Linked DNA regions of Homo sapiens: regions 1 and 2 are each linked to region 3. The links are chromatin loops, found by intact Hi-C in ENCODE. Cell type or tissue: CD4-positive, alpha-beta T cell. All regions are shown on one strand. Links, peaks and the distances in the headings refer to the core of each region. The heading gives the core; the rest is flanking DNA.

What was found. Peaks named below come from ENCODE experiments on the same cell type or tissue, not always from the same donor. Only the 100,000 strongest peaks of a DNase experiment are listed, where the experiment ranks them.
Region 1: it touches region 3 in a loop (14-fold over the local background); 2 of 110 quality-filtered maps call a loop at or near these places.
Region 2: a loop joins it to region 3, with 5 times the contacts of the local background. A loop is called at or near these places in 3 of 110 quality-filtered maps.

What each region holds. Positions count from the first base shown.
Region 1 is chr6:39,930,066-39,940,194 of GRCh38, reverse strand. It overlaps MOCS1 (molybdenum cofactor synthesis 1), which reads left to right and starts at 5,733. Exons shown (of 11, transcript NM_001358530.2): 1 at 5,733-5,900. The coding sequence starts at 5,778. It overlaps LOC102723789 (a long non-coding RNA gene), which reads right to left and starts at 5,626. Exons shown (of 6, transcript XR_001744112.1): 1 at 5,552-5,626. In CD4-positive, alpha-beta T cell, for the core only: no CTCF peak of the experiment used is centred there; a DNase peak (open chromatin) is centred at 5,704; H3K4me3 peaks cover 1,048 bases; H3K27me3 peaks cover 496 bases.
Region 2 is chr6:39,096,574-39,106,702 of GRCh38, reverse strand. SAYSD1 (SAYSVFN motif domain containing 1) reads left to right here. Exons shown (of 2, transcript NM_018322.3): 2 at 927-2,640. The coding sequence ends at 1,271. Among named protein-coding and RNA genes, the nearest start is that of SAYSD1, 14 kb to the left of the region's middle. In CD4-positive, alpha-beta T cell, for the core only: a CTCF peak has its summit at 4,254 (motif pointing right); a DNase peak (open chromatin) is centred at 4,232.
Region 3 is chr6:39,719,705-39,729,833 of GRCh38, reverse strand. It overlaps KIF6 (kinesin family member 6), which reads left to right and starts at 4,426. Exons shown (of 23, transcript NM_145027.6): 1 at 4,426-4,589; 2 at 9,023-9,132. The coding sequence starts at 4,524. RefSeq lists silencers at 4,186-4,385, 4,092-4,423, 4,636-4,705. In CD4-positive, alpha-beta T cell, for the core only: no CTCF peak of the experiment used is centred there; DNase peaks (open chromatin) are centred at 4,343 and 4,833; H3K4me3 peaks cover 1,208 bases.

The sequences.
Region 1 (10,129 bases), core at 3,439-8,438, 210 kb before region 3:
ATCTGAAAACATTTAACTCACTGAAAAATAATAATGTCCATAATACCTATTACATGTTAACATAATGCTTTATGAAAACAACAATAATTTCCAAAACAAAAACAGGGGAAAAAAAGTGGCATTGCGCTACATTTTGGCAACTTGCTTTCATGTCTGGCTTAGTAGAAGGCAACTGGATTCTCATATCTGCTTCTGCGTTCAATCTGTGAAATCACACATAGAAAACTCCTATATGGTCATAGGAGCATGAGAGTGGAAAAGACGATTTCTTTTTTTTTTTTTTTTTTGAGACGGAGTCTCGCACTGTTGCCCAGGCTGGAGTGCAGTGGTGTGATCTCGTCTCATTGCAAGCTCCGCCTCCCGAGTTCACGCCATTCTCCTGCCTCAGCCTCCTGAGTAGCTGGGACTACAGGCGCCCGCCACCACACCCGGCTAATTTTTTGTATTTTTAGTAGAGACGGGGTTTCACCGTGTTAGCCAGGATGGTCTCGATCTGCTGACCTTGTGATCCGCCCGCCTTGGCCTCCCAAAGTGCTGGGATTACAGGCAGGAGCCACCGCGCCTGGCACGATTTCTTAATATTACTATGAAACTAGTGTTGACCTCTGAAATCCACACTTTGAAAACAATCGAATTAAAGAGGTATTACAAACTCTTCTCTTAGTTTTGCTGATGACAGAATCTAAACAAGAGACTCCTAGTCAGCACCTCATGGCTCTGAGGGTATGCATGATACATGCAGATGCATAAGGCTGCCATGGCTGGTTTCAGTATGCAAGGGGAGTGATAGGTGCAAAGAAGTGGAAGAGTTGAATGGAAAAACTGGATGATACATAAGAGAGCAAGGGGAAGTTTGTTCCTGGAGTAAGGTTATTTTACTGTTCGCCAGCATGTGCGTTCCCTCTCTGAGAGAGGACTAAGCTGCTCTTCCCTTTGAAATTAGATACAGCCATGTGACTTGCTTAAAGCAGAGTGATGTGTGACACTTCCAGGAAGAAGCTGTAAGAGCCAGTTTGCTGTTTGCCACACTCTTTTTCCCTCTTGGTAACCACCAATGTTCTATGTGGATATTCGCTGCCCTATCAGGCCGGGACCCAGAGTGAGGGCAACACTGACCAGAAACAAAGTTCACAGCTAACTCTTGGATATAGTTTGGATGTTTGTCCTCTACAGATCTCATGTTGAAATTTGATCCCCAGTGTTGGAGGGTGGTGCCTGGTGGGAGGTGTTTGGGCTAAGGGAACAAATCCCTCAGGAATAGGTTGGTGTTATCCCCTAGGTGACAAGTGAGTTTTTACTGCATTAGCTTATGCAAGAGCTCGTTGTTTAATGTGACTTCCCTCCTCTCCCCATGTCATGCCTGCTTCCCTCTGCCTTCTACCATAATTGGAAGCTTCCTGAAGCCCTCACCAGAAACAGACGCTGGTACCATGCTTCTTATACACCCACAGAACCATAAGCCAAATGAACCTATTTTCTTTATAAATTACCTAGTCTCCATTATTCCTTTACAGCAATGTAAAGCAGACAAATACACCTTTCCTGGACATGTAGCCCAAATGAGAGAATAAACACTTGTGATTTTCAGCCTTTGAGATATTAGAGTTATTTGTTACAACAGTACAATCTAGCCCAGGCTGACTGACACAGCTGTCTTAGTCTGTTTTGTACTTCTATAGAAGGAATACCTGGGGCTGGGCAATTGATAAGAGGTTTATTTATCTCATTACAAGAAGCATGACATTAGCATCTGCTCAGCCTCTGGTGAAAGCTTTTGTGCTATGTCAAGATATGGTGGAGAAGATCAAAGGGGAAGCTAGCATCAGTACAAAAGGGCCAAACTGGACAAGTGTCCTGGCTTTATAACAACACACTTTCATGGGAACTAATCCCTTCCCCTGGGAACTTGCTCACTAGCATGAGAACAGCACCAAGCCATTCATGAGGGATCTACCCCCATGACCCACACCTTCCACCACTGCCACACTGGGGATCAAATTTCAACATGAGATTTGGTGGAGACAGAAAAACCATATCCAAATCATAACAGCCATCTTACAGGCAAATCAAGGATATGGAATCTGCCATTTAATGTACTTATTGTGAGCCTATTGTGCATTAAATACCATGCTAGGTGGTATGATTACAGATGATTTAGATTTGGCAACAGCCCTCAGAGGGTTTATAGTGCAGAAGGCATATAAATAAACAATGTCACTCTGTTGTAATTGCCACTATTAACAAAGGGTACTATGGAAGGGAGGAGTCCACGAATCCTGTATCAGGGAACCAGCAAGAAACGGCATACTCAGCTAAAAGTTTTGAAGGGATATTTTAATGAAGTTTTAATAAAAAAGTAACTGCTGCTCTTTACCATTAAGAGAGACTATTTTGGAGGTGTGGGCAAGGTTAAGGTGGGCGGGCTGAGGGGGGCAACAGGAATGCTGAGGCATCCAAGGACAATCAGCAGAAGAAAGCCAATCCCACCCCAGTCTGAAGTGAAGAAACAAATGTGAGAAATAGTGTTACTGGACTAAGTGGGAGGTGGAATCATGGCGGAGAGGCCAGATGACACCAACTACAGCTGTAGCCAGAGCAAAACAGGGGAGATCAGGAAGAATAGATAATCCAGCTTTTCTCTCCTCCTGCTCTCTGATCTCCTGCCATGCTCCCTATTGGCAAGATCCACCTGGAAACCAGAGGTCAGGGCACCTGGATGATGCCATCAATGCAGTTGGTAGAAGTCAATCTCCTGGTCCTCAGAGCAGGGTGGAGAAGGATCTGGAGGGGCAAATAAAGACTATCCTGAACAAGGTCCTCAAAAGAGAAATGATAGGAATAATTGATACAATATTTTTTGAAACTTTATTGCTTCATTAAAATGCTTAAAATTGCAAGGAGAGTCCACAGTTACTGATAGAATGGGGATAGGTTTGAATGAATATTCAGATGACTGGACACTTGAGGTTCCTATTAGAAGAGACAATGGACATATGGCTGGAAATCACATCCTGGATCTTTTTTTGAGGGGGAGTTGGGAGATGAAAGTCAAGTGCGGAGAAAATGGGTAGGGAATAAGGAGAAACATATCTTCCTGTCAGCTGGAGAACAGATCACTAGAGATAAATTGTAAGGTGGGAATTGCATCATATTTTTCTGACCTAGTCTCAAAAGCCATGCAGTATCACTTTCACACTGTTACAAACAAGTTACAAACTGACCCAGATGCAAAGGAAGGAAAGTTAATTCCACCCCTTCTGGAGAAAGCAAAATTCTATCATAGGGCTGAATAATACAGTAGCCAGTAGCCACACATGGCTGTTTACACTTCAATTAATGACAATTTAATAAAATTAGAAATTCAATTCTCAGTCACACTAGCCACATTTCATGTGTTCAATAGCTATGTCAGGACATGGAATATCTCCATTATTGCAGAAGTTTCTATTGGACAACACAGCTCTAGAACATACGAGACAGGAAATATTGTTGCAGCCATCTTGCAAATACAGTCTGCCACCAGGACCTAGGCAAACCAAATTGTATTAGAGAAGATAGTGCAGTGGCTCACAAGACATTGTGTACAAGGGTTGGCAATAACTGCTGCTGTTTATCACTAAGAGAGTACTTGGGTTAAAGTCTCAAAGAGAGGATGTATATGCCTAGGGGGCTAAAACTAGGGCCAATAGGAGGGTATCACAAAAGAGAGATTTCTAGGACAGTATGTTCCATGAGGCTCTTTGAGCATGTGACAAAAAGCCACCATTCCCCAGGAAAAAAAAATACAGTATTATGCATTCAAGTTCAGGGGTCTACAGAACCCTCCAAATCAATCCATGGACTTGTCACATCAGAGCCCTACTGCAGGCTGTGAGCCCTTGAAAGTATTTCCTTATTCCCAGCCATTAGCAGAGGATTCGGCCCTGATGACACTTAATCACCATATGTTGACAGAAAGGGGCACTTTTTTGCTGAATACAAGTAAGAACTTTAATAGGTGGGGAAACATTTAAGTGGACCAGACAACATCAGGAAGCCAGAAAGTTTCCCAGCACTACAGGAGTCCAAGTAGATGTATGATAATATGGAGAGGATTTCAGCCTTCAAACAGAACTGAGTAAGCCTTAGGTCTTGCCTTGGAGACCCAAGTTCTATAAAAGATGACAGTAAAGCCCAAGTGAAGGGATGATCACATACAACTTGTATGAAGAGGGTGGAATCTAGAGAGGCTCCAAGGAGCTGGTGACATTCTTGGATCAAGTTCATATGTCAGATGGCTTCTTCCCTGAGGTTGAGTCCTCTCTAGAAGGCTCTTCAAGCCTCATACATACAAAAAAAAAAAAAGTTTTTATCCTTCTCTCCCCCATACCCAGTTTTCCTGATAAATCCAGACATATCTAAACTTAGCAGTGGACAGAGCTTGAACAGTCCTCAGTTGGTCTTCAGGCCCCTTGCAAACAGACCTCTGGCATACTTGTCTCATCAGTTTCAAACACACCCCAGATACACTTTCATCCCCTACAATATATTTTCTGAATTTTGAGTATCATTGTGAGAAATTCACATTGAATCTAAGGCTAAAATCATCTCAGCTTTTCTGACAGTCCCACTGCACTTGTAAAAGTCAGTTATATTCAGTTATTTTTTCCTCTCCCACTATTCGGTCAATTCTTCAAGATCAGGAGCTATATTCCCACTTCCTAAGCATGCACTTGGCAGCTGTATGTTCCAGCCGGTGTTTTATTCTTGCAATTCCACAGGGACAGGGTTTTGGATACAACAGGCTGGTTTGAGCATAATTATTCTTAGTACATAAGCTCATTATTGTGTGTGTTATCCAAAATCTTAAAGGACTACAGCACTCTGCTTTTTATAGAGAGGAAGAGGCACACCCCACCATTCCTAACACATACTGAATCTTGACTGAATGACTGTAGAAAGCAGATTGCCCTGGGTTTGAAACCCACTATCAGCTGTGTGACTTCGAGAAAATTACCTGGTCTCTCTAAGCCTCAATGTCCTCAGTTGCAAAAAGGACATTCTATTCATACCAGGATTGTTTTAAATAACATTTAGCATGGTGCTTGGTGTATAAGAAGCATTTCAAAAATGTTGTCCACTCATTCTGTGACTTCTCATATACTCTTGCCTTCTCCACGAAAAAAAAAAAAAAAAAAAAGATTGTTAATATCCTTTTGGGGCACAACTGGAGAAGTGTATCTTGAAAGACCTAACTGACCGTTTTACAACCACAATCTGCACTATGGTGCACTGAGTGATGTGAGTCATGCAAGTGTAGGCTAAATCTTTTTATTTAGAATGTTGATATTTCACGGACTTCTGAAAATTTATTACGATTTTTTGAAATATTACATTAAAAAATTACTTACTTTGATAACCGCAGTTTACCTGGCACCCTCTTAAATTTTGCATCCAAGGCAGTGCCTCATTCGTTTGGCCCTTGTCCTGTCCTGCCTACTGTCACACCACGACCTAAATCTGAGACTAGAGCAGCCAGAAAAACTGGAAGGAAAAGAACCCCGTTCCTTACCTGAGTTTACCCTTCTGCCCTAGAGCGCTACCCCGGCCCAGGAAAGTGGGCACAGGGAGCGTACTACAGCTCCCACAAGGCCACGCGGGACTGCGTCCTCGCCTATTGGCTGCGCGGGTCCCGCCCTCCCCCTGCCCCTCCCCGCCCTTGCTGGGATGACCCCGGGGGCGAGTGCCCGGCCAGTGTGCTCCCGAAGCGGGCTGCGGTTCCGCTCGTATCAGGCTTCATGGCGGCGCGGCCACTGTCCCGGATGCTGCGGCGGCTTCTGAGGTCCAGCGCCCGGAGCTGCAGCTCAGGGGCTCCGGTGACCCAGCCCTGCCCCGGGGAGTCCGCGCGAGCTGCCTCGGAGGTGAGCCCACCCCGCCTGCGTCCACAGCTTCCCGGGGCAGGAGTGGCCCCGGCACACTGCCCTTTTCCCCCAGTAGCTCCCGGCCTATCTGCTTGACCGCTTCTGGGAGGGACCCGTTGGCACTCCTCAGTGGAGCGATGTTCTCCAGATGGACCGCCCGGTCTCACCCGCTAGCCCAGCGGGAGAGGTTCCTGGGAGTCCCGCTTCAGAACCTCCCTGCCCCCCAGCCACGCCACCCCTTCTAGCCCTGAGCTTGGCCAGAAATTCGGGTAAGCAGAGGACTGGGACTTTGGGTCCAGTGAGGTGTCTTAGTACCTTTCAGCCTTGCCTTGCACCCACCCTCTTTCTTAAACATTTTCCCTCCCTATCCCAAGAGCTGAGAGATCAGGTGTCCCTGTGACACCTGCTTCATAGTGCGACTGACTAAACATGTCACCTCGGTGTCACCAACGATGAGTTGTTACTGTAGTCCCAGGGCTCTGTAACCCATCCTTTGCTGACTCTCCTTGTCTTTTTTATTAACCTTGGGAGGGTTCAGCCTTATCCTAGAGCAGAACAGGGCAGGACGTGGCTTCTTCCAGGTGAGAAATTAATTCCTCTGTCTTTAGGGTTTTGGGTAAGATCCCTCAGTCCTTGCCAGCACCCCTCAGAGTGTTTCAAGTCATTAAAAGTTTTAGGTTTTGGTTGTTCTTCTGCTCAGGTGGTTAGGGAATAATTTGGGGGGAAAAGTACCTCTTTTCATTTAGTGAAACCTCTTTTCGGTACCTATCTAGGCGTTTTTTTCCCCGTCTCCCAGAACTAGGCTTCCTGTCCTGGGATTCATAAGATCACTGCTCCCTCCTCCCCTATATTGCTCAATGACTTCCGCCAAATTTGCTTTCCCCAAATCTAAGCCCCTCTGGGATCCTCAGATAAGCAGGCCCATGGTTGGGAAGTGAAGACTTTTTAGTATCCTCAAACTCTGAACATCATTGAGGAAGAGATAGGAAAGCAAAGATGGCTGAGAGATCTTTAAAGAATTCAAGAAAAGGGACTTTTCTTCTCCAGCCCCCCACCCCCTAGTTTATTTTGTACTGGTCTTTCATGAGAGAACCTGTGTTGAGTGACTCACATGTGGAAGCATTTAGTCCTCACTAAGCCATGTGAGGTGAGTAGAGTTTGTATGTTCAGATGAGGGGGCTAATCTAAGTTAACTTTCCTCCAGTCGCAGAGCTGTAGAGGGCAGGAACTCAACTCTAATGCTTTTCCGTCCTCCCTGTGTGGAGGCCAGGGAGAGAGCCTGCTCCTATCCATCCCTTTACACTGTGAAGGGAGGGGTAATGTGGCAGAAAGGAGAACATAGACTCTGGGGCAGCCCCATCCCTTATTAGGGATTCACCAAGTCCCCTTACCTCTCAGTGTCTGTTTTCTCATCTGCAAAGTAAGAATAAAAGTGTCTACTTCATAGGATGTCACAGGGATTAAAAGAGTTAACGTATGTTAACGTATATACTTAGAACAAAGCTTAGCCCATGTAAGTGCTGTGTTATGTAAATGTTGGTGGTAATTACTATTATCCATGCTGCCACTGGCACATGCTCTGTCCTGTGAGTCCCCTCCCATCTGGACTTGTTGGATAGCTATTCTGTCAACTCACATTGAATCCTGGACATCTCATTAGGATTATCTTCAGCAGACTGGGAGTTCCTGAGGGCTGGGTGCACCTCCGCCTTTCTATCCCCACAAGCGCTTAACGCAGGGTTGTGCAGGCAGTGGATTCAGCCAATAATTGTAGCTGCTTGAAACTTAACTAGTGAGGAGTCACGTGGCATAGTAGACCACACTGGACAGGGAGTCCCATGTTTTCACCCGCCAGTTTCGCCTCCAATTTCACCTGGCTCCTGGGGCTGTCACTTCCCTTTGCTTCATGTTTATAAAATGAGAGGACTGGGCCAGCCCATCATAAGATGGGGGAGGGCACAGAAACTTGTCTTGAGGAGACTCTAAGGGGAGGTGAGTCTGGAAATGGATATGTTCTGCTCATCTCCAGAGCTTGCCAGTTGGGGTGGGGACACCTTGAACCCCTTCTTGCAGGGTCTGTCTCCCCCAACACGCCCACACAGGGCTCTGGTAGTCTGGTTTGGGATGGGAGGTGCTTGGAGAGCTAGGATGGAAAGCCACTGGGCATTGTTTGTGTGGCAGGATGAGGGTGTGAGGGAGAGAAGTGAGGTTAAGTGGGAGCTGGCTGTGAGGATTGCGGAAAGGGGGCTGTGGGCTGAGTCCAAGAACAGGTCGAGTAGCTTCTAGCTATGGAAAGGAGTAGTGTGTGGGTCAATGGGGAGGTGGGTGGGGGAGACACAGCAACCTGCCAGCCTGCATCTGGGGTGGCCCAGACAATCTTTGTAGGGTTCAGCCTAGCCTGGGAGTGCTGTATCCCTCTTTCTCCCTCTGAGGCTCCATGCAGGCTTTGTTGGGCAACAATGAAGCCTGCTGCCTGTGGCGGGGGAAGCAGGGAGGGTGAGTCTAGGCAAGGCAAAGGCACCCATCTGTTCAGGGGGCCAGAAAAAACAAATGCTGGCTAGGGGTTAGGCTGCAAGGAAGTGGGTGTGGGTGAAGGTAGAAGGAGTACAGCAGGCACTGGTGAGGGAGAATGAGGGGGAGGAGGGAAAGAGGGCTTTCAGGAGGTCATCTTGACTTCCAATCTGCCCAGCTCCTCAAAATCCATGTTTCAGCGAAATGTGACTGTCCTCCTCAGAAGCTATAGGTGTAAAGACCTCACACTTAGGGTGGGAATGAGGGGAGGGGGAAGGAGAATCGAGCTAGGCTAGGCTCTTTGTTGGGTCCTCTCATTTAAAAGAGATTAATTTTAAGAGACCCTTAGTATACATCATCCCAATAGCAGGGTAAATCAGGGCCACGATACTTAGATTTGGAATGTGCTTTTTTTCCTCTCGAATAACCCTGCTGCTCTGTTTAGACTTTGGAGCTATTTGAGGGCTAGCCTTTAGCAGTCAAATCAGATGCCTAAGATGAGTGACTAGTAGAGGAGGGCACCTTGAGGGCAGGGTCCCGCTTTAACTCTTTTGTCCCACCCTTCCCCACCCCCTTCACCCTAATCTGCATTGGGTAGACATGAGATGACCAGTAGTGTCTGGCAGGCTGCTTAGTGCCTGCTGATGCACACCAGTATTGGTGGTCCTGGGGATGCTCAGACCCCACTTGGGTGGTGTGGCAGCAGCTTTGAAACCCTGCCTCTGGCCATCTGCTGTTAGTAGGGTTGGAAGGCCAGGGTCTTGGAAGGGAAGGGAAGCTGACAAACTAGAAAAACTGATCACAGCACACAACAGTGTTCCTCCATGGATCACTGAATGAAAACCTCGGTGCCAGGAACTCCTCCAACTGAGTTAGGTTGGATTATTATTTCCACTGCATAGATGAGGAAACTAAGGTTTCGAGAATTTAGGTGACTTGCTCAACAGCTAGAGCCAGGCTTGTAATATAGGCTCACCTACTCCAAATCCTGTGCTCAGAACCACAACAACTTGCCCTGGATTAAAATAGCACCTGGCACTTGGTGTCACTAGGCCGATGGTTCTCAGCCCTGGCTGCACAGCTGAGGCACTAGATTGAGCTAGAATCTTTGGGACAGATTCTAGCTCCTTCTTGAAACTAGAATCCTTCTTGAAGCTCCTTGAGTGATTTTGATGGGCTGCCAGGGTTTCAAACCACTATACCAGGTTAAACCATTTTGACAGTAGAGACCAGCCGGGAAATGATTACCCCCATGTAACTGGCTTTTGCATATACGACCTTTCTGCTTACATTAGGGACAGGACTATTTGTTCATGTGATTCAAAATGTACCAACATCCTGTGCTAGACACTGGGGATACTGAATCAGGCAGAATGACTTCTCACGGAGAGGAAACAGCCCAGGCCAGCCTGGGACCCTGGGAATATGATCCGTTGAGTGCTTCCTACTACTTCTGGCATGTCCCAGCCCTCCTGAGCAAGCAGGGTTGCTGTCTACTCTGTCCTATAATTCCCTCTGAATCTTGGGCTCCTTTGACTGGTGCTGATATTTTTTTCCTCCAGGAGACTTAAGGGACAGGGAAAAAAGTAGAAGAATGAAAGTAGGGCATGCAGTGTTAGAGGAGAGAAGATGCAGGAATGGGGCTCGTTAATATCTGAGTAATGAGTTTGCATTGCTGGCAGGGTGAGAGTGTGTGTGTTTAGGAGGCTGGGTTCAGA
Region 2 (10,129 bases), core at 1,693-6,692, 620 kb after region 3:
CATTTAGCAGTTGTACATAGGATGGCTTGGGGAGGGAAGAGATAGGAGGCAGGGAGTCTAGTTAGGAGACATTGGCTGGGCCTTGGGTGAGTGACAATGACCTGTGTAGGTTAATCACGGGATGGGAAGGTAAGGGGGCCCAGTAATGGCTGTAACAGTGGTTTTTGTTTGTTTTTGAGACAGTGTCTTGGTCTGTTGCCCAAGCTAGAGTGTGGTGGTGCAATCTCAGCTCACTGCAGCCTCCGCCTCCCAGGTTTGAGCGATTCTCATGCCTTGGCCTCCTGAGTAGCTGGGATTACAGTCGTGTGCCACCATGCTGGCTAATTTTCGTATTTTTAGTAGAGATGAGGTTCCACCATGTTGGCCAGGCTGGTCTCAAACTCCTGAGCTCAAGTGATCTGTCTGCCTCAGCCTCCCAAAGTGCTGGGATTACAGGTGTGCACCTGGCTGATTTTTTTTTTTAAACGTAAAAAGGATTTTTGTTTCCTGTCTCTATTTTAGAATCATGTCACTTGTAATATTTTAGGTCATCTAATCCAATCAACAAAGGTATATTGACTCTGTATTTGAAGCATTTGTCATGACTGTTGCATTATCAGTTATTCAGGAGTTTCTGTATGGGGCACAAATTAGCTCTTCTTAGCAGCAGACTAATCTGAAGAAATGACTCCCACGAATAAGAATCTGTCTGAATACGTAGGGCTTTTATTAGGTCACATCTCACTAAGTGCTGATCAGTTTTGATTCAGTTGGAGTAGAGCACATAGGTTCTTTGGAGATGATTGTTTTAGAGAGTTGCATGAAAGAATAGAAATCAATGAGCCAGCAGCCTTCTCAGAGCAATGAAAACTGCCTTTTCAGATTAGTTTTGATCATCTCAGCTCCATTACCCTTTATTCTTTCTTTTGTTTGTTTGTGTATCCTAGGAAGCGGCTCAGCCCCAGGGCAGCACATCAGAGACACCATGGAACACAGCCATTCCTCTGCCGTCGTGCTGGGACCAGTCTTTCCTGACCAATATCACCTTCTTGAAGGTTCTTCTCTGGTTGGTCCTGCTGGGACTGTTTGTGGAACTGGAATTTGGCCTGGCATATTTTGTCCTGTCCTTGTTCTATTGGATGTACGTCGGGACACGAGGCCCTGAAGAGAAGAAAGAGGGAGAGAAGAGCGCCTACTCTGTGTTCAATCCAGGCTGTGAAGCCATCCAGGGCACCCTGACTGCAGAGCAGTTGGAGCGCGAGTTACAGTTGAGACCCCTGGCAGGGAGATAGGACCCAGCTGTGCTGTCATGCAGCTAACCTCTGATGTGGTCTTCCTCACCATTGGCTATGGATTTGATTTCAGGTGTATAGGACTAAGGGCAGCTTGCGGGTTAGCTCTGTGACTGCATAGTTTTTCTACCTTCTTTCCCTGATCTTTTGCTGCCATTTGATCTTTGATAGTTTTGGTGAAACTCTCTAAAATACATTCACTGTGGGTCCGACGCAATTTATAAAAATTATGTACTCAAGAAGGGAGACCTGTTTGTTTCATTTCTCATCTGTTTGGGAGATGATTTTAGAGCACTAGAAAGGCACTGGGGAGATTCTCAGCTTAAAACATCCAGCAGTTTGAAGTATGATTAGGTACATCAGGGCTGCATTGTCAATGTTCTCTTTAAGTCTTTTAACATTTATAGCAATTTTTTTTTTCCCGGAGAGTTTAGGTTGCAAGTTTTGGGTTTCTTGTTTGTTTTTGTTTTGCTTCCTGCTTTAATTCTTTAATTTTCAGTCATTACTGGTATTGAAAAATAAAATATCTTTAAAACATCTCCTCTTCAGAAATAGGTCCCTCTTCATTGCCCATCACCATCTTCCACTCTCCTATTATTTTGCCACTACTCAGTAAAGGAAGGTAGGAAGAGACAAACGCCTAAGTGCAGGTGTGGGGAGGGATTTCACAAGTGGTTATTAACGGCCAGTTCAGCAAGAAGTGTTGAGTGTGTACAAAGGGGAGGGCTGGAAGTGTTAACTCCAGACCCGTTGGCTGCTTGAGTTGTTTCTTATATTCTAAAGCAGCAGTCCCTAACCTTTTTGGCACCAGGGACCAGTTTTGTGGAACACAGTTTTTCCATGGACGGGGTGGTGGTGGAGGATGAAACTTCCACCTCAGATCATCAGGCATTAGAGTCTCATAAGGAGCACGCAACCTAGATCCCTCGCATGCGCAGTTCACAATACGGTTCTAAGGGCTTTAGAGTAAGCAGCTTTTTCACCTGTGGGCCTCTGGTGAGAAATTCTGTAAATTGTGATAATCAGGCTGGATTTTAATGCTGCTTTTCCAGTACAATGTTAGAGTTTGGGTTCATTAAAATTAGGCAAACTCCCATTGGGTTAGGGCTTCTCTCATTCCATTTTGTGGCTAACCTTACTGTGTTTCAGCCCTTGCTGAAAATTCTTCTGATATGTGTTGCCCTTCCTCACAGCCCTTTGGCCATTGGGAGTTTGGCTGTCCCTCAGAGCCATCCGGTCAAGCAGATGGTCTGTTCTATCTCACAGAAAAGTCTTTTCTTCCATGAGTTCTGTCTGAACTGAACATGTAAAAAGTATGGGAAACAGATGAATCCCTATTAAACATGAAGTTTTGATTGTATTTAAGATACAATTTTGTTGACTGATTTATTTTCTTAAGGCTTTCTTAATTTTCTTGATACTTTCCTTGGGCTTTTCTGTTTCATAAAAGCCCCATACAAGGGAGTAATTCCCTAATCTTAAGTTTTACTGCAGTGCTCAGGGCAGTAAGCATTGCTGTAGGAAAGAACTAATTTGTATTTTAAAAACATATAATTCAGACTTTCCCCTAAAACAAAATGCCTGTAACTCTGAATTAGGTTTGATCCAATTAGTAATCCCAGTGGGGTAAAGACTTAAGCACGCATGAGACTTGACCTATGGGTGGACCTCAGTAGTGATTTTTGAAATGCAGCTGTTTTTGAGGTGGAGTCTAGATTGCCTCAAACCCATCTTGCATGAGATTTTCTGTGAACAATTTGTCACTTCTAACCTCTTACCAAAGGTGCATGTAATGATGGCATTAACTTCTAGGAAAAATAGTGTGTGAATCAATTAATGGCCTGGCAGGGAGAAGAAGAAAGAACAATAAGTATTTGGTGCTCTGATCAGACCATTAGGTTTTAGGTGCAGCCTTGATTTTCCGAATTTAGGCCTATTGATCTCAGAATTTCCACTCACAGCCTGACCATTAACCCAGCATGCAGCTTCCATTAAAGGATTCTTCTGTCATCAGGGAACTTGAAATCCCAGAGGTAGATGCAGTCACTGTGATAGCTTTATACACGAGTGAAGTCGTTTGTGTCCAAGTCTAACAAGTAACTTGGTTTTTGCTTTTATTCACATTATCCCATCTTGCCTATTGATAGGGACTGTTCAACAAGACTCTACATCTAAAGTTGGAAGGGACCCCAAAATACCATCAAGTGTGTTCCCCACCCCCAACCTTGGGCAGGGCCATCATTTATTCCCAACTAAAGATAATTTGTTTCTAGTGAACCCCTAAAGAAGATTCCAGGTACTTCCTAGGAAGTTCTTTATGTTTACTGAAAGAACTTTTGCCACCCCCATCCCCGCCATCTGGGGTTATTTTGTCTCCTAATCTCAGTGGATGTGGAGTCCCTGGAGGCCTATGTGAGCATCCTTCACACTGGTAAACCTTTACTCAGTTCTCTTTTCTCTCTGCTCTTTAGGCCAAGTCATTGAGCTATACCTCTGGGACTCAATCACTTTCATGCTAGCCCTGACCTATTCTAAGTGTTTCAGGTTTGGGTGGGGGTGAGTGGCCCTGTGGATGGGTATAATGATCTTTCTCAAAAGCTTTGGAGCTTTGCCAGTGATGACTTAGGCATGTGTATTTTGTGCTATTAGAGTTATGCTTTGAGTATAGGCTGTCTTTCACATTTGCCTTTTGACTGATCTGTGCGTCAATCAAAAAGCTCTGTGCTGCAAAATCTTAGAAAGTTACAGAATTGAAAGAACCAGTGACCCTCAGTTGGGCAGAAGACATCAAAATTCGAGCTGTGTGTTTTTAGTTCCTGCCACTCATACCAGCAAATATTTGTAGATGCCCTGGATTTGGCGCTGCTGGGGACACACACATATGAGCTCCTGCATAGGATGAGCGTCCCTAAGAGCCCGGGGATGCAGGGGTGGGGTTGGGATGTCATGAAGCATGTTGCCGCCAGGCGGTGGCGTAGAGCTGCCACTATACCTCACGGGTCCCTTCACATCACACTTGAAAATTTACGTAATGTGGAAAACCCTCTGGGATGTTTATCTCAACCGCTTGTGCTGCTTTTTCAGATGTTTTTTTCAGTTTAAAACTCACAGAGGAAAGGGCCCATCAGAGGTCCTGGGAAAGGCATAGAAAGCTACCAGAAGTGATTTATATATGTATTTAAAAATAAAACAGCAGCCCCTCTCTAGACTTAGCAGGCAGTGTTACAGTTGCTTGCACATAGCTAAGCTTTGCGGGAAGGGGAGGTGGAATGACTAAGAATTTACATAGTTGGCAGAGAAAACCAACTCCCTAAGCCAAAGAAAGTAACTTTTGAACCATATGCTTTGGTTTCTATCACACATAATTTTATTTCACAACTTTGGAGCACTAGGCTACATAAAGACTTGGATCCCATTCTCAAAAATCTGAGAGAGAAGACAAGATGAGTGCACACAAACTGTATTATAAAGTACAGGACATAATGTGAATGTTTATAAAGGTGTAAGGTGTGTGTGTGTGTGTTCAAGGGAGAGATCACTTGCAGTCCTAAATTCTATACTATATAGGATTTTCACTTCTATGTGAAAAATACTCTTTCCTTAACAAGTCATGGATGAACGTTTTGAAAAGTATGGTCTATAGACCACGCACCTGCATAGGAATCTCCTGTAGTAATGTTAAAATGCAGATTCCAGGGCCCCCACTGACTCAGAATGTCTGAGGGTAGAATCCTGAGAATCTGCATTTTAACAGCCTCCCAGGTGTGATCTCTGGCACAATAAAGATTAAGAGCCGCTGACGTAAACAATAAATGTTAAAATAGGAAGAAAATTTAGTGATTATTAGATCCAAGCAAAGAAAATTGGTGTGCATTTTTAAAGGGAGCAATGAGGCTTGCTATTTTTCAAACTGTTCATTTGGAACACCAAAGCGAGAGACGAAGAAACATAGCTTTAAAACAATGAGGAGCTAACTCCAAAGACTACGTGGAAATTAAGTCCTTTATTTTTGAGGTTTTCTCTAAATGATTACAACAAGAAGTACATGCTCATTTTAGAACATTTTGGAAATACAGGAAGGAATAAAATATTGTTGTACTTCTATGCATATATTTTAGAAGCCAAGAGGTACATGGGGTGTATAGTGAGAACATCTCCCTCCACCCTGCCATGTTTGTTCTTTCTCAAGCCTGCAAATGACACCATTCTAAACACGCTATTCTTTCCCTTGCTTTCTTTTTCTTTCTTAGGAGTTTGAGTTTTATTTATGTGCATTTGAAGTTTTTATGTAAGGGAGTGATATGATCCAATTTACTTTTTTTTTTTTTTTTTTTTTTTTGAGAGACAGAGTCTCACTCTGTCACCCAGGCTGGAGTGCAGTAGCATGATCTGCCTCCCAGGTTCAAGCAATTCTCCTGCCTCAGCTTCCCAAGTAGCTGGGACTACAGGCATGTGCCACAACACCCAGCTAATTTTCGTATTTTTAGTAGAGATGGGGTTTCACTATATGCTGGCCTGCCTGGTCTCAAACTCCTGGCTTCAGGTGATCTGCCCACCTCGGCTTCTCAAAGTGTTGGGATTACAGGCATAAGCCACTGCAGCCGGCCCCCAATTTTCATTTCTAAAAGATCATCCACGCTATGGTGGGGAGTAGATTATCTATGTCATTCATTCATCCATCCATCTATCCATTTACAGAGCATCTAAACTTTGCCAGTCCTGGTGCTGGGCGTAGCTCATACAGACATAAGGCAGACAAGGTTCCTTTTCTCAAGGAGCTCACAGCAAATGGGGGAGGTAGCCAATAACCAGACAGTTACAGTGCAGTGTGGTAAGCCACACTGAGTATGTCGTCTGAACGAGGACCACAGCATCAAAAGAGGATCTTAAATCACAGGTCAGGAAAGGCTTCCTGGAGGCAATGACACTGTGCTGAGTTTAAAGGAGGACTAGGTACTCCCCCAAAAAAGAAGGTGGGGGCAAAAAGTAGCATTTTGGTCAGAGAAAACCACCTGGGAGAAAGGTGATAATCATGAAGGAGAATAACAAGCTTGGATGCATTCTGAAGACTTGGATGTTTAGGAACAAATAAAAGGAATTGATGAGAGGCAATTCCAGAAAGGAATATTGAGTGCCTCTTGCTTTTTGAGCAAACAATATTTCTTAATAATTACATCAGCACAAATAGAGCTGCTTCCTGCTTTTTCACAGCTACAGAGTGTACCATTGTATGGATAGATTATAACTCAACAAGTCTCCATTAATGTATATTTAGGTAGTTTCTAATCTTTTGTTGTTGCAAACAATGTACAACAAATATCCTTGCACATATGTCATTTCGACATATGGGAATACTTCTCTGGGATAATGTCTTAGAATTAGATTTGCTGGCAAAAGGATATTTGACTGAAAATGTTGATAGATGTTGCCCTGCGTAGAAGTGATTCTTATTTACATTCCTACCAGCAATGTATGAAAATGCCAATTTCCTCATATCCTCACCAACACAGGGTGTTTTCCCAACTTTCTGTACTTTGCCAATATCTGAGAAGTGAAATGACACCTCATAGTTTTAATTTAAATTTCTTATTATGGGAGAACATCTTTCTATAAATTTGTGAGCCATTTGTATTTATCTGTGAACTCTTTTAGCTTTTGCGTGATTTCTGTTGAGTTCTTGGGAATTTTAAAATTTCATTTAGGAACTCTTCATAAATGAAGAAAATTGGCTCTTTGAATTATGCATTTCAAATATTTTTGCTCAATTTGTTCAAACTTGTTGCCGTTTTTGTTTCTGTGTGGAAATTTTTTGTTGTCAAATTTATGTATTTTATGACCTGGGTTTTTGTCATACGGCAAAAAAATTTCCATGTTTACCCATTGCTTTCATTTTCTATATTTAAGTTTTTTATCTATAGTATTTAGTTTGGAGTGGGGTTACAGATAGGGATCCAGCTTTATTTATTCAGGCATCTATTTGTTCAGGTATCTAGTTCCCTCAGGTTTATTTATTAAATAACCCATCTCTTTCCTGCTAATTTAAAACCCTTCTGTATCATATACCACATTTCTTGTGTATTTGTATCTATTTTGGGCTTTCTGGTCTGTTCTTTTGATCTGACAGCTTTTTCACTTTTTATTATTGTAGCTCTTTAGTGTGTTTTAAAATCTGAATGGGCTAGACACCTCTTTATTACTCTTATTTTTGCTTTCTTTTTTAAAACTTACACTTAACATGTTTATTTTCTCCCTGAGTTCTTTAGAATTAACTTGACCAGGTCCCCAAAATTTCTCTTGATATTTTCATTAGTTTCACATTAAATTTACAGATAACTTAAGGAGAAGAAGCACCTATAAGTTATTGTTTTACTGTTCAAGAATACGGTATGCTACCATTTGTTTAAGCCTCTTTTACTGTCCCTCAGTTGCATTTTCAAGTTTGCTTTATATTGATCTTACTATTCCCTGTTATTCCTGGTTATTTTATCTTTTGCTATTAAGTTCAGTAGATCTTTTCTTCTATTATTTCCTCCAACTTGTTGTTGTGTATGTGTGTATGAAAACTATTGATTTTGGTATATTAATTTTGTACCAGTCCTTTACCAAATTCTCTTACTAATTATAATGATTTTTCAGTTGATTTGCCTGGATTTGCCACATAGGTAATTATTTCCTTTTCAAATAATGTAAAATTTAGTTCTTATTTTACCTGTGGGGTTTTGTTTTGTTTTGTTTTGTTTGTTTTGTTTTTTGAGACAGGGTCTTAATCTTGTCACCCAGGCTGGAGTGCAGTGGAGCAATCTTGGCTCACTGCAACCTCTGCCTCCTGGGTTCAAGCAACTCTCTCACCTCAGCCTCCCGAGTAGCTGGGACTACAAGTGTGCGCCGCTATGCCTGGCTAATTTTTTGTATTTTTAGTAAAGACGGGGCTTTGCCTTGTTGGCCAGGCTAGTCTTGAACTCGTGGCCTCAAGTGATCCTCCCCTCTTGGCATCCCAAAGTGCTGAGATTACAGGTATGAGCCACTGTGCCCGGCCTCTTTTCCCAATTTTTATGCCTCTTATTTTTTTCTGTTTGTCCATTACGTTGGCTAAAGCACCCAGAAAAATATTAAATCAGAATAGTAATCAATGATATCTTTGTTTTGCTCTTGACTTTAATGAGCATGTGCCAGTATTTCCCACTAAGCATGATCCTGGCTTTGGGGTAGTGAATAGATAGACAGACAAACAGATATCTTAAGAAATTACTCATCTGGGCCAGATGCAGTGGCTCACGCCTGTAATCTCAGCACTTTGGGAGGCCAAGGCAGGCAGATCACTGAAGGCCAGTAGTTTGAGACCAGCCTGGCGAACATGGAGAAACCCCATCTCTACTAAAAATACAAAAATTAGCCAGGTGTGGTGGTGGGTGCCTGTAATCCCAGCTATTGGGAGGCTGAGGCATGGGAATCACTTGAACCTGGGAGGTGGAGGTTGCAGTGAGCCGAGATCGTGCCACTACACTCCAGCCTGAGCGACAGAACAAGACTCTGTCTCAAAAAAAAAAAACAAACAAAAAAGAAATTACTCATCTGTACTTACGTTATTTAAAAGTTTTTCTTAAATTAAGAATGGATGTAGAATTTCACAAAATCTCCTTTCAATGTAGTGGAAATTAATCTTATGGTTTTTCTTTTTGATCAATTAATATAATCAATTAATATTACAGATTTATATATTGAACCATCCTTTTATTCCTGGAATAAACCACCCTTGATTGTGATGTACTATTTTTTGATGTGCTGATAGATTCTGTTTGTTAATAGTTTTATTTATGGTTTTTATCAGTGATTTTCATGAGATTGTAGTATTTTTTAGCACTTTAGATTTTGAAATGTATAAAAAGCATATTTTTAAGGTCTTCATTATAGATTGCTCCCTTTATCATTATGCAAAGCCCTCTTTGTTTTCTTTATTGCATTTTGCCCTGAATTTATTCTTATCTGATATTAAGGCTGGAAGCCCTGCTTACTTTTTGTTTGCATTTGCCTCATGTGCCTCTGCCCATAGTTTTGTTTTCAGCTTGAATTATTTTTATTAGGTATGCTGCTCGTATATAAAGACTAGTTGGGCTTTCTTTTATAATCTATTGTGAGAATATTTTCTTTTAATAGGTGAGTTTAACTTATTTATGTTTATGAAAGTCTTGCTTATCTCATCACATTTTATATTATTCTGTTTAGGTAGCTTCTTTTACCATATGGTCTCTGGGTTTTTTGTGTTTGCTTGTTTTGTTTCTGTGTATGTGTGTTTCTTTCAATAATCTAGAAAGTTTACATTTCTGTTTCAAGTTTATATTTTTAACTTTATATTGATTACTTAAAAATTGATATTTTTAGGCAATGTTTATTAACATCTGTAAAAAATAAGTGTAATAAATTTATATTTCCACCTTCTTCCTACTTTTCTCCATCTTCCAACCCCCAGCTCTACTGATTTATTGACTAATTGATTGACTTTGTATCTTTAAATATAATTACAACCTACTACTTGAGTTATCAGCCTTAAATGATATATTTTGACCTGATAGATAATGAAATCAACATACCACCACTACCTTTTATGCCTCCTCTCTTCCTTCCCTCATTTTATTAGTTATACCCTATTGTTAAGGTTTATAACATTTATATTCTGTTCTTTAGTCCTATCTCTACATTTGTTTTAGTCTTAGTCCTATCTACAATTGATTTTTTTCACTTAGTGATTAACTCTGAATATATTCTCATGTTATTGTCCTATAGTATTGATTTTGACAGCTGCATAATATTTCTGTATGGATAAATGTGCCAGCCTTTATTTAGCCAATCCCCTATTATTA
Region 3 (10,129 bases), core at 1,641-6,640:
TACATGCATATGTATGCCATTGTTTCTGCTCTTTAGAAGGTGTTTACAATCAAAGGAATTCAATCCACAGGTCAGAACCCTTTAGATATGAGCATTCTCTATTCACCGGAAACCACGTTAATGCCCACATTACATGTCCATGATAACCCCATGAGGTAGCTATTGTTATTATCTATCTTCATTTATTGGATGAGGCAACTGAGACTTAAAAGCATAAATTACTTGCCCAAGGTCACACAAGTAAAGATGAACACAGGATTTGGGAATGACAGATGCAGGATTGGAACCCACATTTTCTCTCCATCGAAACATTTAATTGTATGACCCAGAGCTCAAGACAGGAATTGTTAAAGATCCCACATCCTGGACCCACAGATTTCCCTTCTTCCTTTTGCAACACTTCTTCAAAGACCACAGGTATCTTTAAGCAGCCTAGACTTCATGATTAAAATGCTCCTTTGTGAATACCCTTGGCTCCCTGGCCTTGTCACCTTCCATTACACCCTCTTGGTAAGTGCAATTGCTCATCTGAGGAAAACACCCATTCTCTTCTCTCTTCCCCATACCGTCAACCTCCCCTTGTTTATTAGATATACCCCTTTGGATATGGACAAAGACCACTGGTACGCTGGGTTCCTCTAGCTCTCACCTGTGTGTTGCTTCTTCACAATCCTTCACAACTAGGCTTCTGTGAAAAGTAGCCTATCTTGACTGCCTCCACTTCCTAACTTCCCACTTATTCTTCAGCCTCTGGCAACCTGACTTCTGACACTGCTACTCCACTGAAATCTATATTACTAATGACTTTCTAGTTGCTGAATGAAATGGGTGTTTTTCAGTGCATTGTCTTTACTATTCAACACCGTTGAATACTTTCCTCTCAAAATGTTCTCTTCCCTTGGCTTCCATGGCATAACATTCCCTTTTCTCTCTCAGACCTCTCTGGCTGCTTCCTTCAACTTCTTTTGCAGCCCCTCTTCCACCTCCAACCATCAGTGTTAGGATTTCAACCTTGATGCTCGTGAGTGACTTGGTTACTTTCTGGAAAAAACTTTGTGATGACTCCCAAGCCTATATTTCCACCATAACTTACTCCTAAACCTTATCCAGTTACTTCTGAAGTCCCACAAGCAATTGAAATTTAACATGTCCCCAACTCCTTATTTCCTCCTTTTTCCCACTCCCATCTATTTTGCTTGTCCAGGTGAATACCTGCACCCAATCTTGAGTCATCTCTTCCTTGCTAGGTGAAAAAGCCCCAAAGTCTATATAATAAATACCTGGTTCTCTCTTCTTCTCAATTCCTGATATTGCAGCACCTGTTCATACTCAATCTTCTTCTTTTTTTTTTCTTTTCTTATTGTGGTACAGTTTATATACAGTATAATTCACTCTTTTAAGTGTATAGATAGTTCTATGAGTTTTAACAAATGCATATACTTATGTTACCACAACCACAATCTAAATATGCAACAGTTCCATCACCCCCCAAAAAACTCTCCCATGTTCATCTGCAGTCAACCCCTTTTCCTACCCTCAGCACCTGGAAACCACTGATCTGTTTTCTATCCTTACAGTTTTTTTTTTTCTCGAATGTCATATATATATACAGATATAAATATAATTATATATGACATATAATATATAACATATATAACATATTATATATGATATATATAATTAGATATATATTATATATAATTCAATTATATATGGAATTATAAAGTACGCAGTGAGTCTGGTATCTTTCACTCATCATAATAAATGTGAGACTTAACCATGTTGTTGTAGGCATCTGTAATTCATTCCTTTTTACGGCATAGATATATCAGTTTGTTTATCTATTTACCAGCTGAAGAACATTTACTTTGTTTCCAGTTTTTGGCAATTGTGAATAAAGCCACTATACACATTCATGTTTAGGTTTCTATGTGAACATAGTTTTCATTTCATTTGGGTTAATAACTAAGAGTGGGATTGTTGTGTCATATGGTAAGTATGTGTATAACTTTATAAGAAATTACAAAACTATTTTACAAAGTGGCTGGTCCATCTTGTTTTCTCATCAGTGATGTTTGAGAGTTCTAGATGCTCTGCATCCATGTCGGCACTTAGTTTTGTCAGTTTTATTTTCTTATTTTTCGCCATTCTAAGAGATGTGTAGTGGTATCTCATTGTGGTTTTAATTTCATTTCATTAATGATTAATGATATTGAGCATATTTTTCATGTGCTTATTTGCCATCCATAGATCCTCTTTGGTGAAGCGTTTGTTCAAATCTTTGCACCCTCCCTTCACCTTAAACAAATGAATTGTTTGTTTTTCTATTATTAGGTTTTAACAGTTTGTATATATTCTGGATGCAAGTCCTTTATCAAGATACGTGTTTTGCAAAAGTTTTCTCCCAATCTGTAGTTAGTCTTTTTGTTTTCTTAAGTGTCTTTCAGCTGGGTGCAGTGGTTCATGGCTGTAATCCCTGCACTTTGGGAGGCTGAGGTGGGTGGATTGCTTGACCTCAGGAGTTCAAGACCAGCCTGGGCAAGATGATGAAATCCTGTCTCTGCAAAAAATACAAAAATTAGCTGAGTGTGATGGCACATGTCTATAAGCCCAGCTACTTGTGGGGCTGAGGCAGGAGAATCGCTTGAGCCCAGGAGGTTGAGGCTGCAGTGAGCCGTGTTCATGCCACTGCACTCCAGCCTGGGGTACAGAGCAAGACCTTGTCTCAAAAAAGAAAGAAAGAAAAAAGGGTGTCTTTAATAAACTTTTTGTTTTGTAAAAAATAATACAGAGAGAACTCGTATACCCATCTCCCAGTTTTCCCCAGTGGTAATGTTTTGCATAACTATAGTACAATATAAAAATCAGGGAATTGACATTGATACAATCCATCAATCTTATTCAATTTTATGTGACTTTTGCCAGTTTTACATGTGCTTATTTGAACATGTGTGTAATTTGTTCTATGCAATGCTATCACATGTGTAGATTTCTGTGATCACCATCACAGTCAAGATACAGAACAGCCCATCACAAGGATTTCTTTTATAACCATACCCTGCACACCTCCCTGGCAATAGTAATAGAACCATACGGTAGTTAGCTTTCGAGTCTGGCTTCTTTCATGAAACATAATTCCCCGAAAATTCAACCAATTTGTTACGTGTATCAACACTTCCTTCCTTCTTAATTGCTGAATGGTATTCCAGTTATTTTAAACTATCAGCTGAAGAACATCTGGGTTTTTTTTCCAGTTTGGGGCTATTACAAATAAAGGTGCTAAAACTATAAACACACATGCGCAGGTTTTTGTGTGAACACACGTTTTCATTCATCTGAGATAAATGCCCAAGAGTGCAATTGCTGTGTCTTAGAGTAGTTGCACCTTTAGTTTTGTAAGAAACTGTCAAACTATTTTCCAGAGTGGCTGTACCTTTATACAGTGTATGTTTTACATTATACATTCCTACCAGTAAAGTGCAACTGATTCAGTTTCTCCACATCTTTGCTAGCATCTGGTGTTGCCACTTTTTTTTTTTTTTTTTTTTTTTAAGCCATTCTGATAGATGAATAGTGATGCCTCATTGTGGTTTTAACTTATATTTCCCACGTGGATAATAATGTTGACTATCTTTTCATGTGCTAACAGTGTTTGAAGAGCTCATCCTTTCTTGCCGTGACCATTGTGTGGGAAACAGTCCCCTTCATCCAGTTTTATCCTTTTCCAAAACAGAGCTAGCCCCACTTCTAATTCCATCATGGCATAGTTTGTATTCCTTGGTTTTGATTTCCTGTTGAAAATCTGTCTCCTTGTCACTTGAGAGACCTTGTGAAGGAAAAAAAAAATCTGTCTCCTTCTTCAGACTGTGATCTCCAAGTGGGCTGGAGCAGTTCTGCAATCTTGGCTCACTACAGCTTCGACCTCCCGGGCTCAAGCGATCCTCCTGCCTCAACCTCCCGAGTAGCTGGGATACAGGCGCGCCACCACGCTTGGCTAACTTTTGTATTTTTTGTAGAGACGGAGTCTCACTATGCTGCCCAGGCTGGTCTCAAATTCCTGGGCTCTAAGCGATCCTACCACCTCGGCTTCCCAAAAACTGCTGGGATTACAAGCATGAGCCACCACGCCCGGCCCAGTGCTGTATTTTTTTTTAAAGGCAAGGGCATGGAGAATAAAATGGGTGAATGAGCGGGGCGGGGCAAGGCATGGTGGTTGTTCCCCTTTAACCACACGGTCCAGGCCGGGTCCGGCGCTAAACCCAGAGCCCAGACACTCGCTCATGCGCATGCGCAGCGCTCTCCTCTCCACCCCCGCCCTCCCCTCCCTAGCCCCGCCCCGTAGTGGCCTCCTTCCGGTCGCGACCAATTAGAGGGAGGAGGCGGGATCCTGGCTGCCAAGGTGCTCACTGGGTAGTGTCCCTAGCTACTGTTGCTAAGACTGTGGGTCGCCGGAGGTGGTGGGAGTTAGTTTTGGCAGCCCGGGCCTGAGAGAGGTCAAGGGTCATTGCAGAGCCAGGGAGGAGATGGTGAAGCAGACTATCCAGATATTCGCGAGGGTGAAGCCCCCTGTCCGGAAGCACCAACAAGGGGTACGGGCTGGAGCCTCCGGGGCGCCGGCGCGGCGGGGCCTCTTGGGCTGGGGTCGGGCGGCGGCACGCGAAGGGGCTGGGCGGAGGTGAGGGGCTTGCTGGTGGGCGCCGAGGCCGCCCGGAATCCCGCACACACTGACCGAGGAGCCCTGCAGCCGCGAAGACCCCCGCGCACTGCTGTCAGCTACGCGACCGACAGCCAGGCCACTCCTACCTGGCACAGCGCAGACCCGGCAGAGAGCCATTTTTTTTGCACCCAGGCACACGTGTTCACGCGGGGGCAGACTAGTGCATGTTCAGTATGCCTGTATAGTGTGCGCTTCAACTACACATAAGCACTTATTGCACCTTTCTGGGAAACTCACGCAGCACCGCACATGCAGATACACTCAAAGGTACATTTTGGCACTCGGGCAAAACGTGCAAGCAAGAGATGCGTGTTTATGTACCTCTGAAATAATACAAATATAGATAGACACAAATGCACAAAGCATACACATATGTAGTACTTTGCACCCAGTGGGGCCTCAGTAATTAGTTGACTGTTGTTATTCTCCAACATAAACGTGAACCTTTACATATACTCCTTGTATTAATAGATATAGGTAGATGCTTAAGCATCCTGACCCAAAGAATACGCATGTGTACTTCATTCAGAAACAATTAACTAAATATTTACCAGGTGCTTCCTCTAGTGTGCTAAATTCAGAAAGGTATAAAGAAGGTTAAGACATTGCCCTGACTCTGAGCAATGATACTTTGTATGCACCTTTTTTTTTTTTTTTTTTTTTTGAGACGGAGTCTCGCTCTGCCACCCAGACTGAAGTGCAGTGGCGCGATCTCGGCTCACTGCAAGCTCTGCCTCTTGGATTCACGCCATTCTCCTGCCTCAACCTCTCAAGTAGCTGGGACTACAGGTGCCCGCCACCACGCCCGGTTAATTTTTTGTGGTTTTAGAAGAGACCGGGTTTCACCCTGTTAGCTAGGATGGTCTCGATCTCCTCCTGATCTTGTGATCCGCCCGCCTCGGCCTCCCAAAGTGCTGGGATTACAGGCGTGAGCCACCGCGCCCAGCACTTTTTATGCTTCTTAAATATTTCAAAACATCCTCTCTTCTGCCTAGAAGGGAGCATAGTCATTCTTATGTATCTTGAGAAATGGCCACCTGACAGGTGCTTTATCTGCATTATCTCTCATTCTCACAAGAACCCTGCAAGGTTGGTGTCATTTTCCGCATTTTACAGATTAGGAAACTGAGTCTCAGGTTAAATAATGTGACCAAGGCACCCAGCTGGGGAGTGGCATAGCTGTAATTTTTTTTTTCAATTTTAGAACATTTATTTTATTCGTTATTATACTTTAAGTCCTGGGGTGCATGTGCAGAACGTACAGGTTTCTCACGTAGGTATACACGTGCCGTGGTGGTTTGCTGCACCCACCAATCTGTCATCTACATTAGGTATTTCTCCTAATGCTATCCCTCCCGTAGCCTCCCACCCCACGACAGGCCCCAGGGTGTGATGTTCCCCTCCCTGTGTGCATGCGTTCTCATTGTTCAGCTCCCACTTATGAGTGAGAACATGTGGTGTTTGGCTTTCTGTTCTTGTTTTAGTTTGCTGAGAATGATGGTTTCCAGCTTCATCCATGTCCCTGCAAACGACATGAACTCATCCTTTTTTATGGCTGCATAGTATTCCATGGTGTATATATATGTACCACATTTTCTTTAACCAGTCTATCACTGATGGGCATTTAGATTGGTTCTATGTCTTTGCTATTGTGAACAGCAGAGCTGTAATTTTAATTAAGGATTTTTGATTTCAAAGCTATCCCCTTTTCGGAAACCTTTTTTGCCTCTCAAAGTGACAATTTAGGCAAGGGCAATTTGGATCATATTTGTGAGTATATGGAGTGGGCATATTAATAATGTTGTATTCCTGTTCCATATATATACTGGGTATATGTCTATGTGGAATATCATAGCATCTCATGATTAAGCATTTGCCTCGTATAATTTATGTATTTAAAACAGGAATAAAGTGGTGTAGAAAGAACCATGGGTATCTTCCCATTTTCTCTCCTCTAATAATCACTTACATGCATTTCTTTTTAGAGTGCATCATATGTAAAAAGTGTATTGTATGTAACATTTCCCCCCAGATTCTTAGCTTAAACTGTTGAGCTTATCTACATGGGCTCAGCAGTCAGAGCAGAGGCTGGGATAAGGTCAAGAGACAGGATGGGTAGGGGTGGGGCTCAGGGAAGTGGATGGAGAGTCTTGGATTTAATACTGAACTTTCTTTTCTCTTAAAATGCAGTGTTTGGATATTTTAATGTACCTCATTTTGTATGTCTTTGGTGAGTCTGTAGAGTGGATTGTTTGATCCTCCAGGAAGTAGTTTTAGGTGTCATATTTTTAGGTGTCACACACACATACACACAAAGAGAATGGGAATGAATAAATATTGAATTAGTATATCCCTGTTCGCCCTTAAAAACTCCACAGTTTAATGCCATATCTTCTTGTCCGCAAAAGATTGTAGAGTTCTTTCTCTGACTAGAAATGCTTTTTGTAGTATTAAATTGAGAGTGACTCAAAGGAATTTTTTTCTTTCTCTTCATTTTATAGCTTCATTACTGCATTACTTTTATTCTTTAAGGCATCATAAAGTAAATTGTAATAACAGATTAATAAAAAGGATATATAAAATGAATCTTTGATAGTTTTAACAGTGGTAATGCTTTCCATTTGTACAGTGCTTTATACATTTCAAAACATTTTCATAATCATCCTTGCACTTGTTCTGTCTTCTTAAAAAAAAAACTTCACTATCTCAAATAATATTTTTATGAATAAGGATAGAAAGCCAATATTACACTAAACAAGTGATCTGGTTCTAAGGGACTTTTCTTAAGGCCTCAAAGAGTGTCTTAATCAGAGTAGTGGAGGGTCATTAATGGCAGTTAATATTCTTTTCTGTCTGCTGAGCAGAGAAATATAGACTTTTTAAAAATGGATGTAACTCCTCACTCTTGTATGTTTCATGTCTTATACACCCCCTTCACTCACCTGTCTGGCTATAAAACTTTTTTTTTTAATGTAGTGCCCAACAGGATATAATTTTTAAATGTCTCTTGAGAAAACCTAGCCAGAAAGCCTTGAACCTGATGCCATTGCTTTCTACAAATACTTTATTTTATGTAATGACTTTTCTGCATGAATTCTTCACATTTTAAATGAGAAGTTTCAATAAAAATATACTTAGGAAAATATTCAAACTTTCTGGAGATTTAGGTAGGCTTTTACTTGCTTAGGAATATGACTTTTTCCTCATAACCAAGCATCTAAATGGGTCTTAAACAGGAAGTATTGCCTGTTAGAAGGAATTTTATTTCATGGTAAAAGACAAGAAGCCTTTAAAAAAAAAAAAAAAACCTTTAAATCTAATGACTTTTTTTTTTTATGGTGCATTACAATTTTATGGTGATTTCCATTACATCATTTGATCCCCACAGCAATCTTGTAAGGGAGGTAATTCTGTTTTCCTCATTTTATGTACAAGGAACCTCAATTCTGAAAGTGGTGGCTGGTCACACAGCTGGTAAATTGAGCTCAGTGTTGGACCCAAGTCTTGGGACAAATCTTATGCTTTTATTTATTCCACATGACCTCTTTATAGGCTTGACTTTTAATTTTCCTGGCCAATAAAAATGATGGAGTAGGAAACCAGGAAGAGAATCAGAGAATGTTACAGTCCTAAGGGTGTTGGTTAAGACCCTCTATTTCCATATCAGCTTAGAAAGGCTTAAGGATTTCTCCCAGGTCACTTGCTAATTAGTGGCTGAGTTGGAAGGAGAACCTTGAAAATGACATCAAATACATGAATTACATGTGTCTTTTGAAGCCACATCTCTCTTATCAAATGCCTGAAAATGTCTCATGGAACCTTAGGCTTCTTTGAACATAACTTGAATTAGAGCATTCTTGGTGAGCTATCTGAGATGGCTCCAAACCTAGTCCCTTTATCTCTGGTATTTTGTAAATGCTCAGAAATGCTTATTGATTGTAGTAAAATGTTAACTCCTGATACACAATACTAAAGCAATACTTAGATAAAATGTTGCTTTCAGGCTATTAGTTTCTCAATGACAATAATAACAGAGATAGTCAAATACTTATATTTGAATGTTAGATCATTCAAAGATGATCTGACTTTGATACAGCATTAATTTAGGTTTTACTTCTGGTTCAGTTCCATATATTTGTCTGAATCCACACAGTTCAAAGAGAAAAATTATTCAAATTATATGATATTATGACTTTTTAATCTTAAGAGTATAATTTTCATATCATTACAAGTCATAATAACATGGTGATAGTTCAAGCCATAATTTCACCATTTTATATCCATTTGTTGTCTTCACATTTGCAGATTTATTCCATAGATGAAGATGAAAAATTAATACCTAGCTTGGAAATCATCTTACCACGTGATTTGGCAGATGGGTTTGTGAATAATAAGCGAGAAAGCTACAAATTTAAGTAAGTTTTTCTTTCTCCTTTTTTCATTTCTGTTTCATTATTGAACTAACTCTTGTACTGCATTAATATTCATTGTGAAATCATTAGCACCATTTCTTGTGGAAAATGCAACGCAGCTCTTCATCTCACCTAGTAGACTGAACTCAAGTTGCCTTTTCACTGCTGTGCCCAAGGTCAAAAATAATGTGTATTTCTATATCTGAGATTGTATTCCAAGATTCCAGCCTTTCTTTACTAGCTCTGTTTATCTAGTATTTTCCTACTCAACCCACTCTTGTTTAGCACTTACAGAAAGTTCCAATGCATGATTAAACTTCACTGACGGTAAGAACTTACAGTATCATTTGTGTGCTACATAGGTAAGCCTTCTTTATAATATATATGATATTTGGACCTCATATACACATATGTATACTCTATATCTGTGCTGTCCAATATAATAGCCACAAGCCACATGTGGTTCTTGAACACTTGAAGTATGTTCAAACTGAATTGAGATGTGCTGTAAAGTATAAAACATATGAAGGATTTTTGAAGACTTAGCATGAAGGAAAAAGAATGTAAAATATCTCAAGACATTTTTCATATTGATTATTTGCTGAAATTGTAACATTTTGGTACATGAAACTTCTAACTTTGGTTAAAAGTATATTATTAAAATTAATTTCAGCTGTTTCTTTTTGTTTCTTAAAGTTTTATTTATTTTATTTTAAATTTTTAAGATGGGGTCCTGCTCTGTCACCCAGGCTGGAGTGCAGTGGTGGAGTCATAGTTCACTGTGGCCTTGAACTGCTGGGCTCCAGTGATCCTCCCACCTTAGCCTCCTGAATAGCTGGAACTACAGGCCTGCACCACCATGCCCAACTAATCTTTTTGCTTTTTTAAAAACGTGGCTAGTAGAAAATTTTAAATTACATATGCCCTCACATTTAGGGATGCCATTATATTTCTCTTGGGTAATGCTGAACTATAATGGCTCAGTTGAAAAATACCAAAC